Regions from separate parts of the Mus musculus genome. Here region 1 is linked to region 2. The links are chromatin loops, found by intact Hi-C in ENCODE. Cell type or tissue: gastrocnemius. All regions are shown on one strand. Links, peaks and the distances in the headings refer to the core of each region. The heading gives the core; the rest is flanking DNA. Region 1 has its middle 21 kb from the start of Des. Region 2 overlaps Slc4a3 (solute carrier family 4 (anion exchanger), member 3).

The links. Hi-C counts contacts between places; a loop is a spot of excess contacts. Peaks named below come from ENCODE experiments on the same cell type or tissue, not always from the same donor. Only the 100,000 strongest peaks of a DNase experiment are listed, where the experiment ranks them.
Region 1: it touches region 2 in a loop (2.9-fold over the local background); 5 of 42 quality-filtered maps call a loop at or near these places.

The regions. Positions count from the first base shown.
Region 1 is chr1:75,334,660-75,342,989 of GRCm38, forward strand. No RefSeq gene overlaps it. Among named protein-coding and RNA genes, the nearest start is that of Des, 21 kb to the right of the region's middle. In gastrocnemius, for the core only: no CTCF peak of the experiment used is centred there; a DNase peak (open chromatin) is centred at 3,918; H3K4me3 peaks cover 1,131 bases; H3K27ac peaks cover 2,905 bases.
Region 2 is chr1:75,555,642-75,563,944 of GRCm38, forward strand. It overlaps Slc4a3 (solute carrier family 4 (anion exchanger), member 3), which reads left to right. Exons shown (of 23, transcript NM_001357150.1): 19 at 298-464; 20 at 1,103-1,356; 21 at 1,632-1,801; 22 at 1,986-2,159; 23 at 3,172-3,442. The coding sequence ends at 3,249. Among named protein-coding and RNA genes, the nearest start is that of Slc4a3, 13 kb to the left of the region's middle. In gastrocnemius, for the core only: a CTCF peak has its summit at 4,073 (motif pointing left); DNase peaks (open chromatin) are centred at 448, 2,000, 3,326, 4,039 and 2 more places; H3K4me3 peaks cover 359 bases; H3K27ac peaks cover 1,045 bases.

The DNA of each region.
Region 1 (8,330 bases), core at 118-8,117, 220 kb before region 2:
TGAAGTCAGCTACAGTGTGCTTAGGAATAATAATAAATGATGCTTTGGACTGGAGCAAGCAGGGACTGAGTGAGCAGAGTTGACCAAAGCAAGCAAAGGTCCTAAAACTTCAATCCCCAACAACCAATGAAGGCTCACAACCATCTGTACAGCTACAGTGTACTCACATATATAAAATAAATAAATCTTAAAAAAAAATCTTGAAAAACCAGAGAGAGAGAGAGAGAGAGAGAGAGAGAGAGAGACCCATCTACCTTTGCCCCTTGCTGGATCTGTTCCAGTCTCATGGCTTTAGTGTCTACCCCTCGATTCCCAAACTTACCTATCTTTATCCCAGATGTTTCATCTTCTAAACTGCAGCCCCAAACATTTGTCTGTTTATTAAACATCTCCATGTGCACATCTAACGGGAATCCCCACCAAGTTCTGAGTTCCCCTAAAGTGATCCCATCTCTTCTTTCCTTCACTGTAGCATGCCTGCTACTTCTGGGTTTCACCAAACCTGGGACAGAACACTGCTGTGTCCTACAGGAGTATCTTAACTAGGATTCTACTGCTGTGATGGAACACCAATGACCAAAAAGCAAGTTAGAGAGGACAGGGTTTATTCTGCTTATTGTTCCACATCATAATACATCACTGAAGGAAGTCAGAATAGGAACTCAAACAGGGCAGGATCCTGGAGGCAGGAGCTGATGTAGAGGTCATGGAGGGATGGCAGCAGCCACAAGGAGCTGGGACCTCTGCCGTTGATCACTAATGGAGAAATTGCCCTACAGCTGCGTCTCATGGAGGTATTTCCTCAACAGAGACTCCTTCCTCTCTAATGGCTCTAGCTTGTGTCAAGTTGACACCAAAGCAGCCTGTTTGTCATAATGGAGGCCTAGGTCTGTTGTCATAATGATGGCACAAACAGAGCCAACCATGCAGCAGATAGCTAAGTCTATGGTAATGGTACTAATTATTCGCTCCTAGAGGTAGGAACAGGTCACAGGATCTTCACAGTATTCTTCCCTGAGATTCCACCTACCACTCCCTCCGACCCTAGCTGCACTTAACTTTAGATCTGCTAAAGGGGCTGGGGAAATGGCTCAGTGGTTAAGAGCATGTCATTGCTCTTGCAAATGACTCAGATCCAGTTACCAGCACTTACATGGTGGCTCACAACCATCCGTAATTCCAGCTCTAGGAGATCCGATGCCCTTTTGACCGCCGAGGGCACTGAGCTTGCATGCTGTGCACATACACATATGCAGGCAAAACACTCATGCCCATAAAATAAATCATTAACAATTTTTTAAAAAACTGCTAAAATACATAATAGGTGGTGGGATACAGATGCAGCTTGCCTCACAGGTAAAAACAAACAAAAACAAAAATGCAAAGTCTGGCATGGTGGCACATGGCTCTGATCCTAGCGCTTGTGAAGTGGAGGCAAGAAAAGTAGAAGTTCAAGGTCATCTCTGGCTACAAAAGGCCAGCCTGGGCTACATGAGACCTTACTCTAAAACAGAAAAGGAATGCTGGCTCGTAGTAGGACTTTTCTCTTGTACAGCTATCTGTGAGTCCCCCCAAGCTCCTGAACAGAACCCCAGTAAATTCATTACTTTGCCAACACAGACTGCAGACTCTTTCTTCGGTCTGCTGGTTCCTTCTCTGGCTAGGATGAGTAGATCGTGTCTCCCTAGCAAGCTCATACCATACTTGGTAAAGGACAATTCTGCTATGAGCTTCTCGCCAGATCCCACAGTCTATCTTCCATACCTCTCTTCTTCACATTGTATAAACCATCCGCATATCCTGCTGTCTCTGCCTTCTGAAGCATCTCCATAGGCAGCAAGCTGCTCCCGAGCCCTCTCCTGGTACCAGTGTCACCTCTTAGGGTCTACAGAAGTCTCAGCATCTGTCAGCTGAGAATAACCTGCAGGCCAGAGCCAGGTAATGCATCTCAATTGCTAATGCAGGTCTCAGCTCCTGGAGTACAGAGATAGTAAGCAAGTGTTAGAGAAACGTGGGAGTGGCTGAGGGCAATTACTGCTCTTAACTGATCAGGTTCAGTTTCCAGTGTCAACATGGTGGCTCACAACCAGCTGTAATCTCAGATCCAGGGTATCTTCTGAACCTGCAGGCCGAAGTACCCACAGGGTAAACACATTTACACAGAGACAAAAATTACATAAATGTCAAATAATATTTATTTTACATAAAGTACATGTGCCTCTTTTGCAGTGCCCTTGGAGTATAAAATTATTTTAAATGAAAAGTTTGGTTTTTTATGTTGTTGTTTTTGAACAGCCCTAGAAGGGAACCCAGACACTTCTGCTGGGTGAGACAGAAAGGAAAAAGCACTAGTCACCAGCCTCATGGGTTTATGGGGAACTGTAAAAAATGTCACTTCACAAAGGCCCCATGCAGTATCGCCCTCACATGTCAACAATGCCACTCAGTTGTTGGCCGTATAACAAAGTGCTTGGCTCATCATTACCTCTTGGTCCTTCCATCTATTAACTGTGGGCTGTGTTTGCCCTGGTGCGCAGGAGCCAGCAGACACTCAACTCATTGCTATTCTCCAATCGGTGGCTGAAACAGCCTGGGAGTTCGCCACCCAGATCGGCAGATGTCACAAATTGATACTGAACTTTTTTCTCCTTTGAGCCTCAGTTTGCTTATCTGGAAACAAAGTTGGGGAGATAAGAGCAGTTATCGTGAATATAATCGGGGTTGCATGAGGTAACACACTTAGGTTCCTATAGTTAAATCCATTCTGTGAACTGCAAATCGTAGTTCATGGAACCTCTCCTACTATACTGTCTCGTTTTTTAAACTTTGAGAAAGTTGAGGTTGAGGTTATATCTTGGTCTTTGTGTGTGTATATGGTGGGCACATGTGTGTGTTTGTGTGTGTGTGTTTTACTCATTCTGGCCTCTTTAATAACTGACACAGTATTTATATATTAAATATTAAATAAATCCTTATGGAATTGCAAAATAGGTGGCTTAGTGTCTTACGCTTCTAGGAAACTCTCATGTGGCCTTAGGCCTCTAGAGACACAATCTTTAATCCTGGGCATTTTCAGGCCCTGGCACTTTCTGTTGTGCAGTTCTGGGACACTCTCCACAGACACAAGGGTACTGCCTTGCTCTGGCCCTCACCCCCAAAGGTGCATGCTCCTGGAGCCCTCTCTCCAGGAAGCAGAAACAGCCCCCCTACCGTGGCACCCCGGCCCCCAGAAGCTGGCATGGAACATTTTTTGGCTCCTAGCTTGTCTGACTAGCGGTCATTTAATCCTTGCTGGATCTGCCGTGTTTATTTTAGTGAACAGGGTTGTTTACTTTTGGTTCTTAGTTCTGGGGGTGCTTACTCATTTTGCTTCCCTTTTATTTACTCTTTGTAAGCACTTGGGTTTGAGTAAATATGTCTATAAAGTTCCAGGAACCGGGTTATTCTGTGTCTGGTATTTTAATGGCCTTTAAACAGTGTCTGCTCAGGTAAGCATTTTATAGCTAGATCGAAAAGATAGGAGGATTCTGTTCTGAGTGGCCTCTGACTCCTTCCAGGCTGACGGGTTTGTGTGTGTGTGTGTGTGTGTGTGTGTGTGTGTGTGTGTGTGTGTGTGACTAACAGCCCATGAATCATGGCTTTTCATCAGTAATAAAAATGTCAAAGCCAACACTCAACTGAAAAGAGAAACCGACCCCCACCCTGCTCAGCCAGCCTGGGAAACATGGAGACTCTTTAAACCTTAGGGCAAAACAGAGCGTCCCGATTCTCCGGAGTGCTTTTTAAAATGCACACATGTGAGCCCTCCACCTGGAAACTCTGCCCTGGAAGATCTGGCCCGTGGCCTGCGGATTTGCATTTTTAGCAGGAACAGCAAGTGACTGTGCTATCATTGGGCCTCTCTCTGAGAAGCAGTGGTCTAGAATCTCAAAAACCCTGCCGCGGATGGGTGGGTGGGCTGTGCTCCAGCTCATTGCTGTGCTACTGGGTGTGATGGTGAGCTAGGGACAAGCTGGTTTGCTGGGAATGATTGCATTGTAGCCAGAGTAAGGCAGGGTGATGCGGAGCAATCTTCTGCTGAGCCACTTGCTCCAGGTCTCATTTGTTGGCAGACTGAGGACAGAGACCATGTATCCACTGTAATTTCTAAGACAGTGCACCTAATGACAGTTGTCATTGGAGAGAGGGGGCCAGGACACTCTCAGGGAACACAGGAGAGGTGGGCCTGGCTACCCAGGTGTTTCCTGGTAACCCAGATGTTGGCAACAGATGTGGCAAAGAGAATGAGCACCGTGCTGACCTGCCCACTCCTCCTGGGGCTGTGGTCCAGATTTTCAAAGCAGCAGGCGTGGACAGAAACACCCCTCTGGTGTAATTTGAAGGGCATTCTCTGCATTGCCTTAGCCTGCTATGGTATCATGAGTGCAATTTAGAACAGATATTTCATAGAGCCCCAGGCTAGCATGTAGGAGCCCATGTTTAAACAGTTATATTCCTGACCTGGGGCAGGAACTCCTGTGTTCTGGGCCACAGGCAGAGACCTTGTCCCCTTGAAGAAGCCCTGGTTCCTTTCATCAGCCAGGGTGCTCGTCATTCTATCTTCACGCAGTGGTGTGCCCCTGGTCATCTGCTCCCATGAAAAGGCAGGCTCTGCAAGGACACACCAGCCTTGTTCCATGTAGAACCCAGAACCCAGTAGTTACTTCTCCACACACATTTCTGGCTCATGAATACTTGAATGAAAGACTTCCCTGCCACCCACGATCCATTCGATTCCTCACCCTACAGCACGCTCAGAGCATCTGCTGTGGGCCAGGCTCTTGTCAGCCTGAATAACTCCTTTTCAACCCTGAGCAGCTACGAGGCCGGTGGTGGGAAACCGGAGACACATCCTTTGTGTAATGTACCCTGACAAGGCCTAGATCTCAGGTCTGATGGAGACAGGGCTGCACGGGAGAGCAAGCGGCAGCAATGACAGGTTTTTAAGTTAGAGAAATGGTGTCTTGTCTAGCAGGATTTCCCCCTCCTGATTCAGGGAGCCCCATCTGCCCCGAGGCCTCTCTGCCTTTGCTGACAACCGCCGCTGCTTGTTTCTGCTACGACTGCGGCAGGGAGCCTCTATAGAAGCAATCTATAAAACACCATTTACAGCCATAACCAAACCACAAAAATCAATCCCCCAACGCTCACTCCCATCAACAAACACGCTTGGGGCGCCGTCTGAGCGTGGAGCACAGTTTTGAGGTGTCATGGGAGATAAGCAGGAGAATAAAATAGGACTCTGTCCAGAGGCAGCTCCTAATCTCCCTAAGGAGACAAGATACCCAGAGATGAAATGATGAACCACATGAGGGTTTTTGTTTTTTTAAATGCACATGCCAAGTAGCAAAGGAAGGTTCTAGAGCCTTGCTGTCCAATGCAGCAGGCCCATGTGGCTCCTGGACTCCTGAAAGGTATCTGTACACTCAAGCAAGCACTTTGCCTGCCGAGAGGCGCTGCTGTAGAAGGTAATGTCCATGCCAGCTTAGAAACAAATGTCTATGTTCATAATGTTGATCACATGCCAAAGTCCTATTTCAGACAGAATAAGTATATTCAGTTATTAAAATCAATTCCATCTGTTTCTTATGTCATTCTTTAAAATAAAATGTGGTTTCTAAGACATTTAAAATTATCTGTGTGGCCCCTGTTACGTTTCTTTCTTCTTCTTTTTTTTTTTTCTAAGATTTATTTATTGTATGTATATGAGTACACTGTAGCTGTCTTCAGACACACCAGGAGAGGGCATCAGATCCTATTACAGATGGTTGGGAGCCATCATGTGGGTGCTGGGAATTGAACTCAGGTGCTCTTAACCACTGAGCCACCCCACCCCACCCCCCAACCCTGTTATGTTTCTATTGGACAGCACCAGTCTGGCTGGGCTGAGGGGACCTAGAAGGAACCAAGGTTTGTGCTATTGAAGCTTCAAAGGGTTCTGAGGAAATGGGCCCAGCAAAAGGCAGGAGGGAGGACATTTGGGAAACTCTCAGGAAGGGAGGACAGTCTCGGGAGGCTGTACACAGCAGTGACATGGGCTTACCAACTCTACCTTCCTCCAGCCACCTTCCAGAGGGACAGACCCTGAAACACCTGCAGCCCTCCTCCCTCCTGTGATTCCAGATGGGGGTCTGACCAGAAATAGGGAGCTGTGTTTCAGTGCTAAGTACCGGTGAGTGAAGTCCCCAGCTGAGCCATCCTTGGCTAGCATGGGTTTTAAAAAGGCGGTGCTCCAAGCTGGGCATGACAGCTCACCTCTGTAATCCCAGGGAGGCTTCATGAGGCCAGTTAGAGCTACACAGTGAGATCCTTCTTCAAAAAATCAACAAACCTTGCTCCCAGCCAGGCAGTGGTGATGCATATCTTTAAGCCCAGTGCTCCAGAGGTGAAGGCAGGCAGATCTCTGAGTTCTGGGACAGCCAGAGCTACACAGAGAAACCTTGTCTCTAAAAACCAACCAAACAAACAAATAAACAAACAAGTAAAACAAAAACCTACTTGGCTCCAAGCTCTGGGCCTGGGTAAGGGCCGTGACAGAAAAGGAGAGCCGTACTCTGGTGCCTTTCGAAGTGGGAATCTGTTTAAGGTGAGGAGGGATTCCCAGGGAACAGGGTGAGGGTTCATCTAGGCTCCTCCCCACAGTTACCTGGCAACAGCCAGGTGTGCCTGACTCACTATAAAAGGGGCTGCTTGCCCCTCCTCTCTTGCTCATCTCTCTTCTCTCTTTGTCCCTTCTCTTCCCATTCCCCTCCCCTCTCTCTCCACCCCGTGGGCCTCTACTCCTCCACCCACCCAACCCCCTCTGCCTTTCTCTGTCTCTACTCCCTCAACCCCCTTACTCATGCCCTAAATAAACTCTATTCTATACTATACTGTCCTGTGGCTGGTACCTCAGGGGGAAGGGATGCCTCAGCATGAGCCCACAGAGGTACCCCTTCTCCCACACCATACCATGTCTCCACCAAACAACATATCCCTAGCTTTGTTTTCTTTCCTTTTCTTTTTCTTTTTTTTTTTATAAAACACAACAGTGACCCTGGAGGAGAGAGCCAGGCTCTACCTTAGCTGGACCTAGGCAGGTTTTGTCCAGGAAATCTGGCATCTGGAATCTAATGTGATGTTGGCTTTTCTGCCTCTGGTACTGCTTCCCACCTCCCCTCCAAGCTACACACAGATGCTGTAAACACTTGAATGGGAGGATTAGCTCCCCATGTGGTGTCTGGGACATTATGAACAACTCTTAGTCGCTGTGTCTGTATCTGTGTTAAATTGATCTTTTTTAACCCCCAGCACTTAGAGCACGAGGCTGGGTACATATCCAGTGTTCAATACATATTGATGAATGGATAAATGGAGGAAGGAAAGACGGCCTGGGTGAGCGGAGGATAGATCCGTCAAGCCATAGATTCAGACTCTTGGATTCAGGCTAACCTCGTCCTGGACTAGATTTTTGGGACGACGGCAGCAGGAGGGTGTTTCCACAGACCAAGTCCCACAGTGTCTGGGTCACAGAGGAATGGTGCTCTGCTCATAGCCTTCTACCCGCTGAAGAACCAACCGGCCTCCATTTTAGGCTTAAAAGCCATCTTACAGTAAAGACAAAGTAGGTTCATTCCTGTTCATGGTAACACCTCCAGACTCTCAAGAGCTAGGCTGTGCCCCACCTGCAACCTTAACTACAAAAGGTTCTGCACTGCCTGTTCCAGGAACGGCAGTCATGTCTTCCTTTCAAAAGTTAATAACCATCTTACAACCCTGTCTTTGTTTCAAACGGGTTGTTCTGGCTCCCTTCTTAGGACTATCTGCTGTTCCGACCTCCTTGCAATCGTGTCTTTGTTACAAGAGGTTGTTATGACTAACTAGGTGTGCTTGTGTGCTGCCTATTTTGTCTCAGATCCCCCATTTGAAAACTCCCTACCCCTGAGCTATAAAAACCTTGCCTCCCTCACATCCAAACTGACCTCAAATCCTGCCTCAGTGGGAGGAAACCCATGTACCCATTTAAAAGTTTGCTTTGATTAATTGCCCGCTTTAATTAATTTGGCCCTGGTGATTTGGCTCAGTGGTCTTTCTCCTCCCGTCTTTGGCATTAACACAATCTATTTCAGTGGGACTCTGGACTCTGAGACAATGTGTCTAGATTAGCCTCCATTGCTAAACCTTGCTTCTCTAGACATCTCTGATATTCTTCAGTTCTCTTTTTAGAAATCCCTAAGGTCGCCTTAAAAGGAAGGGTAACGTGAAGAATTCCAGGAGGATTGGATGAGCCTGGCGTGGGTGTGGGTAGTTTA
Region 2 (8,303 bases), core at 1-8,000:
CCCAGGTCATCTAACTGTGTATGATCCCAAGTGGCAGGAATTTGGAATAAATGTGAGCTGGTGTAGAGGGCCAGGTCTCTACAACAGCAGGTCTCCTGACAGCTTTGGAGCTGGGGGGTGGGGTGGGGGGGAATTGCTATGCCCTCTGCCGGCTCCTGGAATAGTGACTTTGGAGAATGAAAGTGAGTTTCAGCAGCTCCCGAGAGTTCTGGGAACTCTGGTAGGAACAGCTGCAATGTAAACCTCATCTATGGGCAGCCTCTGGCTCTGACCCATGTCTTCCTTCCTGCCATGCAGAAGCTGACGGTGCCTACAGGGCTCTCAGTGACTTCCCCTCATAAGCGCACATGGTTCATCCCACCCTTGGGCAGTGCCCGCCCCTTCCCACCATGGATGATGGTGGCTGCTGCTGTCCCCGCGCTCTTGGTCCTCATCCTCATATTCATGGAGACACAGATCACTGCGTGAGAGGGCTGGAGAGGGAGGGAGATGGACGGGTGGCTTGGCTTCAGGGTTAAGGCACCGGTACCTTATCTGTCTAGTGATGCCTTGTGGTAGGCTGTGAGGAGTTTGTTGGGATCTGGCGTGAGTGAGGGATGGGGAGGAGGAGGAGAAAGAGGAGGAGAGGAGGAAGAAGGGAAAAGGAGGGGGAGGAGGAGGAGGAGGATGGGGAGCTAGAGCAACAGGCTGGAACAGGTGTGGGCATGTGGCCCCAGGCATGGTTCTCCTATGGGGGAGGGTTTGACCTGGTGCTTCTTGCTATCACCCCTGGCAGGGTGGCACTTGGAAGTTCTCAGAATTCTGTCAGGGTGTTCTGTCACCCAGCGATGCTCACACATTTCTCATTTTGGTTAAACCAAAATAACACGGTCTGATCTGGCATCTGGCTTTTGTGGTGCTTTAAATGTTCGCAGCATGAGAATTTGGCTCAGGTTTACTGGAGTGTGAGAACTTTAATTTGGGAATGTGAAAGAGGAATCTGGCAGGTCCGGGGAGAGCTGTCGTCTTCAGTGCTCCCCTCCCCACAAGCCTTGGGTGAATGGTGTGTGTGCCAGTGGCAGGTCTGCCTGCTAGCTAGCTCCTTCTCCTTCAATCCGCACAGGCTCATTGTCAGCCAGAAGGCACGGAGGCTACTCAAGGGCTCCGGCTTCCATCTTGACCTGCTTTTGATTGGCTCTTTGGGCGGCCTCTGTGGCTTGTTCGGCTTGCCCTGGCTCACAGCTGCCACTGTGCGCTCTGTCACTCATGTCAACGCGTTGACGGTAATGCGGACTGCCATTGCGCCCGGTGACAAGCCCCAGATCCAGGAGGTGCGGGAGCAGCGGGTCACCGGGGTGCTCATTGCCAGCCTCGTGGGTGAGCACTGGAATCTCCCCATAGATTTGCTTTCTTGGGCCCAGTGGCTTGAGCTGGGCTTGACCCTCCTGAATCTGCAGGTGCAGTATGCTTAGCCCACCCCCTAGGTCTCCAGCCAGTCTCCTCACACTGGGAACTCTTCCCTGCTTCCCCTTTGTCCTGATCCACCTCTGTCAAGAAGGCCCAGATTGCTCAGATAAGCAAATCCCTTACCAGGCCCTTTGTCTGGGCAGGGCAGGGGCCAGGGGTAGGCAGATCTGTGTTACCTCCCCCAGGCCTGTCTATCGTCATGGGAGCTGTGTTGCGCCGGATCCCATTGGCTGTACTCTTCGGGATTTTCCTGTACATGGGCGTCACATCACTGTCTGGTATCCAATTGTCCCAACGTCTGCTGCTCATTTTCATGCCAGCAAAGCACCATCCTGAGCAGCCCTACGTGACCAAGGTCAGGCCCAGATGCATGGAGTTGGGGACATGGTTGAGTTGATGGGAGTGGGTCTGGAGGGACTCCTTGGCTAGGGATGAGCAGAAGGAAGATAAAGATAACTGGGACCCAGAGAGCCATGTTCCCCAAGGAGTGGGTGGGGCCTGAATGGCCATGGTGTAATGAGACTAAGCCTGTACCCCAGGTGAAGACATGGCGGATGCACCTGTTCACCTGCATCCAGCTGGGCTGCATTGCACTTCTCTGGGTGGTCAAGTCAACGGCGGCCTCGCTGGCCTTTCCTTTCCTGCTCTTGCTCACGGTGCCTCTGAGGCGTTGCCTTTTGCCCCGGCTCTTCCAGGACAGGGAGCTGCAGGCGGTAAGGGCTGACGGCTTGGGGTGGCTGGGGGGTTGGGAAGATTAAGGCGGTTGGGGTGGGCACTGATTTAGATACCTGGCTTCCTGCTGGTTTGTGAACTGGGGAAAGTTACTGCATGCTCGGAAGTGCTGTTTTCACTGGTCTAGTGGGCTTGTTGTGTCTACCGAAGAGCTGGTGGGAGAGTTAACTACGAATCCAGGTAAAGCTGCTGATATGAGGCTTTAAGAACAAGACAGGCCTGCTGTGGACAGTTGTGCTTAAACAAAGTACCTGGCTGCAGGCTGCGTATGGATGGGATAGCACAGACATCAGTCTTGGGCCCTGTTTCTGTCAGCTATAGCAAAGGACATCTTTTTGCTCTTCTTAAATTTTTTCATGTTTCCTCTCTCTCTCTCTCTCTCTCTCTCTCTCTCTCTCTCTCTCTCTCTCTCTCTTCCTTCTCCTCCTCCTCTTCCTTCTTCAGCATTTTTGCTTGTTTTTGTTTTCCAAGACAGGGTTTTTCTGTGTAGCCCTGCCTGGCTGACCTGGAACTCGGTCTGTAGACCAGGCTGGCTTCAAGCTCACAGAGCTCCACCTGCCTTTGCCTTCTGCTGGGATCAAAGGCGTGCACTACCACACCTGGCTTTTTAAAATGTAGTTTATGTGTATGTGCTGAGGTTCTCTCTCTGCCACGTGGGTCCTGGGAATTGAAGCTGGGCCATCAAGTTTGGTGGCAAGCACCTTTATCTGCTGAGTCACCTCACAGTCCGAATTTTGCAATTCTTTCAGCTCAGATATGGGGCACAGAGGCGCCAGGATCCCAGGATCCTAAGCATACGCATCCTGTGTCACTGTTGGTATTGTACTAGTCCATTTGGGCATTCTGGGTGATTTGGAAATGAAGGTTTGAGGCAGGGAAGTACTTCAAGCTGGGGTCCTGGAGAGAGAATAGGTGTTGAGAAGAGGATGTAAGGAACAGGAGAAACGTTTGTCTGTCCCCCTGCCTTTCCCAACCCCGTGCTCTCTTCTGCAGCTGGACTCTGAAGATGCGGAGCCGAACTTTGACGAGGATGGTCAGGACGAGTACAACGAGCTGCACATGCCTGTGTGACCTGCAGGATGGTGCCCCTCCGAGACCCCACCTTGGCGATTCACAGACCCTAGGAACCCAGCACCAGGGCCAGGCATTCCTCAGACCCAGGGATGTGCCTGGAGTCACTGCCCATGCCAGGCCAGTGGCCCCTTGACTTTCACAGCCCAGACGGCACCGGCTTTGAAGTCATTACAACACACTCCGTGTCTTGTGTCTGCCTCATTTTCTTGGTGCCGCTTGTGGCTTGTCAGGCCACATTTACCTACCTGAAGTGTTACCAGGGCCATCCAAACTGGAAGAGATTTGAAGCAGGGGACAGAGAGGGCTTGAGGGGAGGGGTAGATTCAAGACTACTGAAAATCCAAGCTGGGTTTTGCTGTTCCCTTCTTTAGCTCCCTTCAGTATAGCAGAAGAACAGAAAGTTCAAGGTCTACTGAGGGTCACATGCCCATTAATCTAGCCCTGGAGGGGATAAGGAGGCACTGCTTCCCTTTAGCCACCAGGGAAATCAGGGTGACTTCAGTCCTGTGGGGCTACAAAGCTGCACGGGAAATGCATCTGGGAAGCAGAGGTAGCGGCTCAGCCCCTTAGACGCCAGGATGGCGCGGGGTTGGGGGCCCGCTGGACCATTTTAGATCCTTCTGGCTTAAGTGGGAAGGGTTCTAGGATTCCTGAAGCCACTCCTTGTGCAACAGTCTGTTTTGCCAGAAATAACCTAGGAGGCCTTGAGGGGGGTGGAAACAGGACCCGTTGCGTCACAGTTGCTAGGTAACCAGCTGTCTGGAGCCTGCCGGCCGTGTGTAGCCCTCTGGTGGTGGTTTTTGCGCACTGTAGGCTCTGTCGGCAGAGCAAGGGGAAGGCTGCCACCTGGCGGATCCGATTTAATCCCAGGTTTCATTTAAGCGGGTTCCAAAGGATTCTGGGAGGTTCATGGAGGTCTGCGGCACCAAGCATCCAGGGTTAATGATGCCTTGGCATCACATAATCCTTTCCCTCTGGAGCTGGTTCTGCATTCCTATCTTTATCCGATTTGACCTCTCCTTTTCTGCCATGGTTCAGGCCTACAGCTGGCGCCTGGGGCAGGCAGGGGACACAGAGATGTTTGCTGTTTTCCTAAGTCAGAGCAGAACCGAGACAACAGTAACCGGGCTATCATCACGTTTTAAGCATTTCATCCCAGCTGCCCACCCATCTTTGCTCTCTGATGCTGTCATGCCTTTGACTGGCTCGTCTAGCCTATTTGAACACAAAAGACTTGGTAGATGGGCCATGCCAAGGTTGAATGTAAAATTACTCTGCCAGGGATCAAAACAAAGGTCAGATGTAAAGCCTAGATCACAGGCAGGCGTGGAGCAGGTCTCACAGAGGGTCCGACCTTATCACAGTTAGGCTTGGCCGACAGGCTTCTGGGAGAGCCTGGAATCCTTTCTGGGTATTGGCTGCTGGCTTGCTCTTCTGTTGTGGGGATTCCTTTACAACTCCATGAAGGAGCCTGCTTTTCCCAGGAGCCCTCTCCTGCAAGTGAGAAGAGGATCCACGTGGAGATCTTAGTCGGGGTTAGTAGCAGGTGATATCCAGTGAAGTGAGGAGACTCTCTGGCCTCAGAACAAAAGGTGAGAACAATATGAAAGTTGAGTCGGGTTGCCATAACAACCAATATGAAATGGATAACACGAGGATACTGGAGCTATAGGGGATGGGCTGAAGTTTAGGAGGAACCTCGCAGAAGATGCAATTCTGGGGTGGGGCCCTGGGCAGGGCTTTTTCCACAGCTCTAAATGTCACCAGGAAGGGTGCTGCTAGGGAGCGGAGTGGAGACTAGGATGATTCTGTAAGAGACAGGATGTCGAGACCATGACATACATCCAGGCTTGGGCCTGGGTGACTAGACTGAATGTCATTAGAGGACATTTGGAATTTATCCCAAAGTCCCATGTTTCAACTGACCATTCCTTGACTGAGCCTTTGGCGCCATATCCTCTCAAGGGCCTGGGACCTTTGAGAACATTAAAAAAAAAAAAAAAAAAAAAGCATAGCGGGACATCAGTAGAGAGGTGTTCTGTTCCTATGGCATAGCTTGAGGGGGAATGGGTATTATAAGGCAGGTGTTCTGGAGTATGCCCCCCCCAAAAAAAAACCAGCTGCCATGATCAGATGAGTTGTACCTGCTTGCAAGAAACCAACAGGAGAGGCCTGTGGGCCGTTGACCTTTCCTCAGAACAGCGTTTGGGCAAGGTCATTAGAGACTGTAACCTCTTCTCAAAGCCATCTGTGTGCAGTTCTGCCTTGATTGTGCTTAGTGTGTTCAGGGGGCCCAACCTCAAGGTATTGGGAGATGCTAGGTCTCTAGCAGGGAGAGTATGTCTGCTGGGAAAGGCTAACAGAAGGGTGCTTTGTTTATTTGCCTATGTATGGGAAAGCCATCCTCCATGCTGGGTTCCTTGCCAGCTTGTACCCTGTGACCAATAAACTCAGGCGGGTTCCCCAGAGTGAACTTTGTGGGATCCTACTTCAGTTTGTTGTTGGGACCTTGTAAGGTGGGGGTAGACTTTGTTTGTGTCTCCTAAAGGAAGGGATTCTTCCAACAGGAGTTGAGGAAGGAGGTAAAGGTCGTGGTCTATTAAACACCCAGCCCAGCTTCCTTGGAAAAGGCTTAGGGAGTAAGCATGTGTGAAGTGTTGGGGTCAGGGTTGGGGGTAACAATCTATACTCTTTTCTTTTGTAACTTTCAGAGTCAGATTATGGGCAAGAGTCACACCTTGGCCAAGTGCCCAGGGTTTTCATTATCCTTGGACAAGTTCAAGCCCATTTCCAATCTAGAGTTCTAACACGTTTTCTTTGTATAAAGAAGGTGGCTGTCCCTGCCCTCCTGCTGAGGATTCAGCTCACTTAGACAGCTGAGGATCCTGTGACAGCCTCTGACTGTCGGAGCAGTGGACCATCTGCTCATATTGCCCTACACACCTCCTTTAGGGTACAGAAGCTGGCAATGATGTGTACCATTTGGCAGGCCAGGTGACATCTCTTCTTGTATCATATCAGCTGACTCAAATGATCACCATGGCTGTTGACACTTGGAGCTCTCAAAGGGAATTCTAAGCAGCAACGGGGGAGACAAAGCTAAACTCAAGGGCACTGGTACTAAACACAGCCTGCTGCTCAGCTCTCAATGAAGCCATTGCTGATAACCAGCAAAAACAGGTTCTGGCAGTGCCCACCAGTGGCCTGAATCCAAGGTGGCAAATTAGAAAATGCAGAGTGAGGAATTTGGTTTCCAGATAAATTATTCAATCATTTGAATTTGATCCATTGCATGTCTCATCCATTGTGGGGGGAAAAAAAGCACAGGCTCCAATATTCATAGGATTTATGTTCTGTGAGGAAGATTGACTGTTTGAGCAGGCTGCTGGGATTATTTTCAATTTTCTAGGAACTGTTTCTTAATATTGAACGATGCTTTATCAAGTGCTAACTAAGCAGACAGTCACTGGGATGGTCTCTGGGTGGCAGATGAATCACAGTGTTTGTAGGTGATGGGAAAGTGTTGCCCAGAGCTCGTCCATATCCAGGGTCCTGGGAGAGAAGTGGAGATGGGGCATAGCTTGGGGGCAAGGAATAGTGGAGCACAGATCTGGTGCAAAGAGAGAAGGGAAGGGGGTTCTGAAGAGGCTTGCCTCTGAACCAGGCTTGCTTTTAGAGTGGCTTGGAGTCTCCTCGAATGCCACCAGACCCACCCTATACCCATTGCTTGTGCTTTCTGTGAGATAGGCAGAGACTAAGCCTAAATCGTGGAGGGAGGGATGCACAAATGTCAGAGTAGGAAGGACCACATGGTTCTAAACTCTGTCTCTTTTGGGATCCAGCATTGCCACACGTTGACACCAATAGACCTTTCAAAGAACTCTCATATTTGTTTCTATTAAAGCTGACATTTCACTGTGGCTGATAGAAATAATGCCACAGAGCCCAAAGAGGCAGTGCAGGTTTTCTTCTGAGTCAGTTTGTAGAATTTTAATCTAGTCACATGGCTGCTCTGGCTGGAACACAGACATGCCCTTAGGTCACATCTTTAATCCCAAACAGTGCGGCTAAGGTTAGTTTCTATAAGGAATCAGCCATGTTTGAAGGCGCTGTCTAATTGAGGGGCAGACAAAGTGTTGAATCAGAAAAAGATTTGACAGAATGAGTCAGAGATAGCATACACCCAACTCTTACAGGAACAGCACAGGAAAGAGGAGCTATTTAAGAGCAGTGCAGGGAGAGAAAGGAGTGAGTTGGAAGTCAGTCAGTCAGTTTGGTTCATTCAGTTGGGAGTGAGCGCAGAGCAGTGGAGTTGAGTTCATTCATAAGTTCATGCAGTTCAGTGCAGGTCAGCAGAGGCAGTTGAAGCCAGACAATAAGAAGGAGCCAGAAGATTAGAACAGATTGCTAGAGTTAGTTTGAGGCCAAGCAGAACAATTCAGTCAGAAGCTTCGAGAAGCCAGGTTGAATCAGTCAGCTTGGAGAGGAGTTTGAGAAACAATGAGCACAGTAGGCCTCCGAGATGGCCATTAGAGCAGGAGAATAAAAGCTGTAACAGTTGGAGAAAGAGATGTTGATGGTGCTGTCCTGCATGCCAGCTTGACAAGCTGACATTGGCAGGGATAAAGAGAAAGTACCACCATATTTTCTAGGAGCTGCAGGAGATGAGAAGGGAAGAGCAGGAAGTCAGCCTGCTCTTCATGGATTCTGGATCTGTCTGTGATTCCTACTATACTAGTAGCTCCTCAAAATACCAGAAATCAGATCATGTTCTCCATTATAGCATTGGCAGGCAAGTCATAGATAGGGTGTTAGTAGGTACTTTTTCCAAAGCTAGGATGACTAGAGGTAGTGTTAGGCTCTCTCTTTTCCCCTCCAGCCTTCTCGGGTAGTTTCTCAATGTGTCATCTCTGCATCTCAGTCATCAAAGGAATGTAATAAAGTCTTTAACTCTTGCTGGCTGTGGTGGTGCACATCTGTAATCCAGCATTTGGGAGCCTGTAGCAGTGTTCTCATAGAATGAGAACCTGTCTCAAAAGTCATGCAAAGGA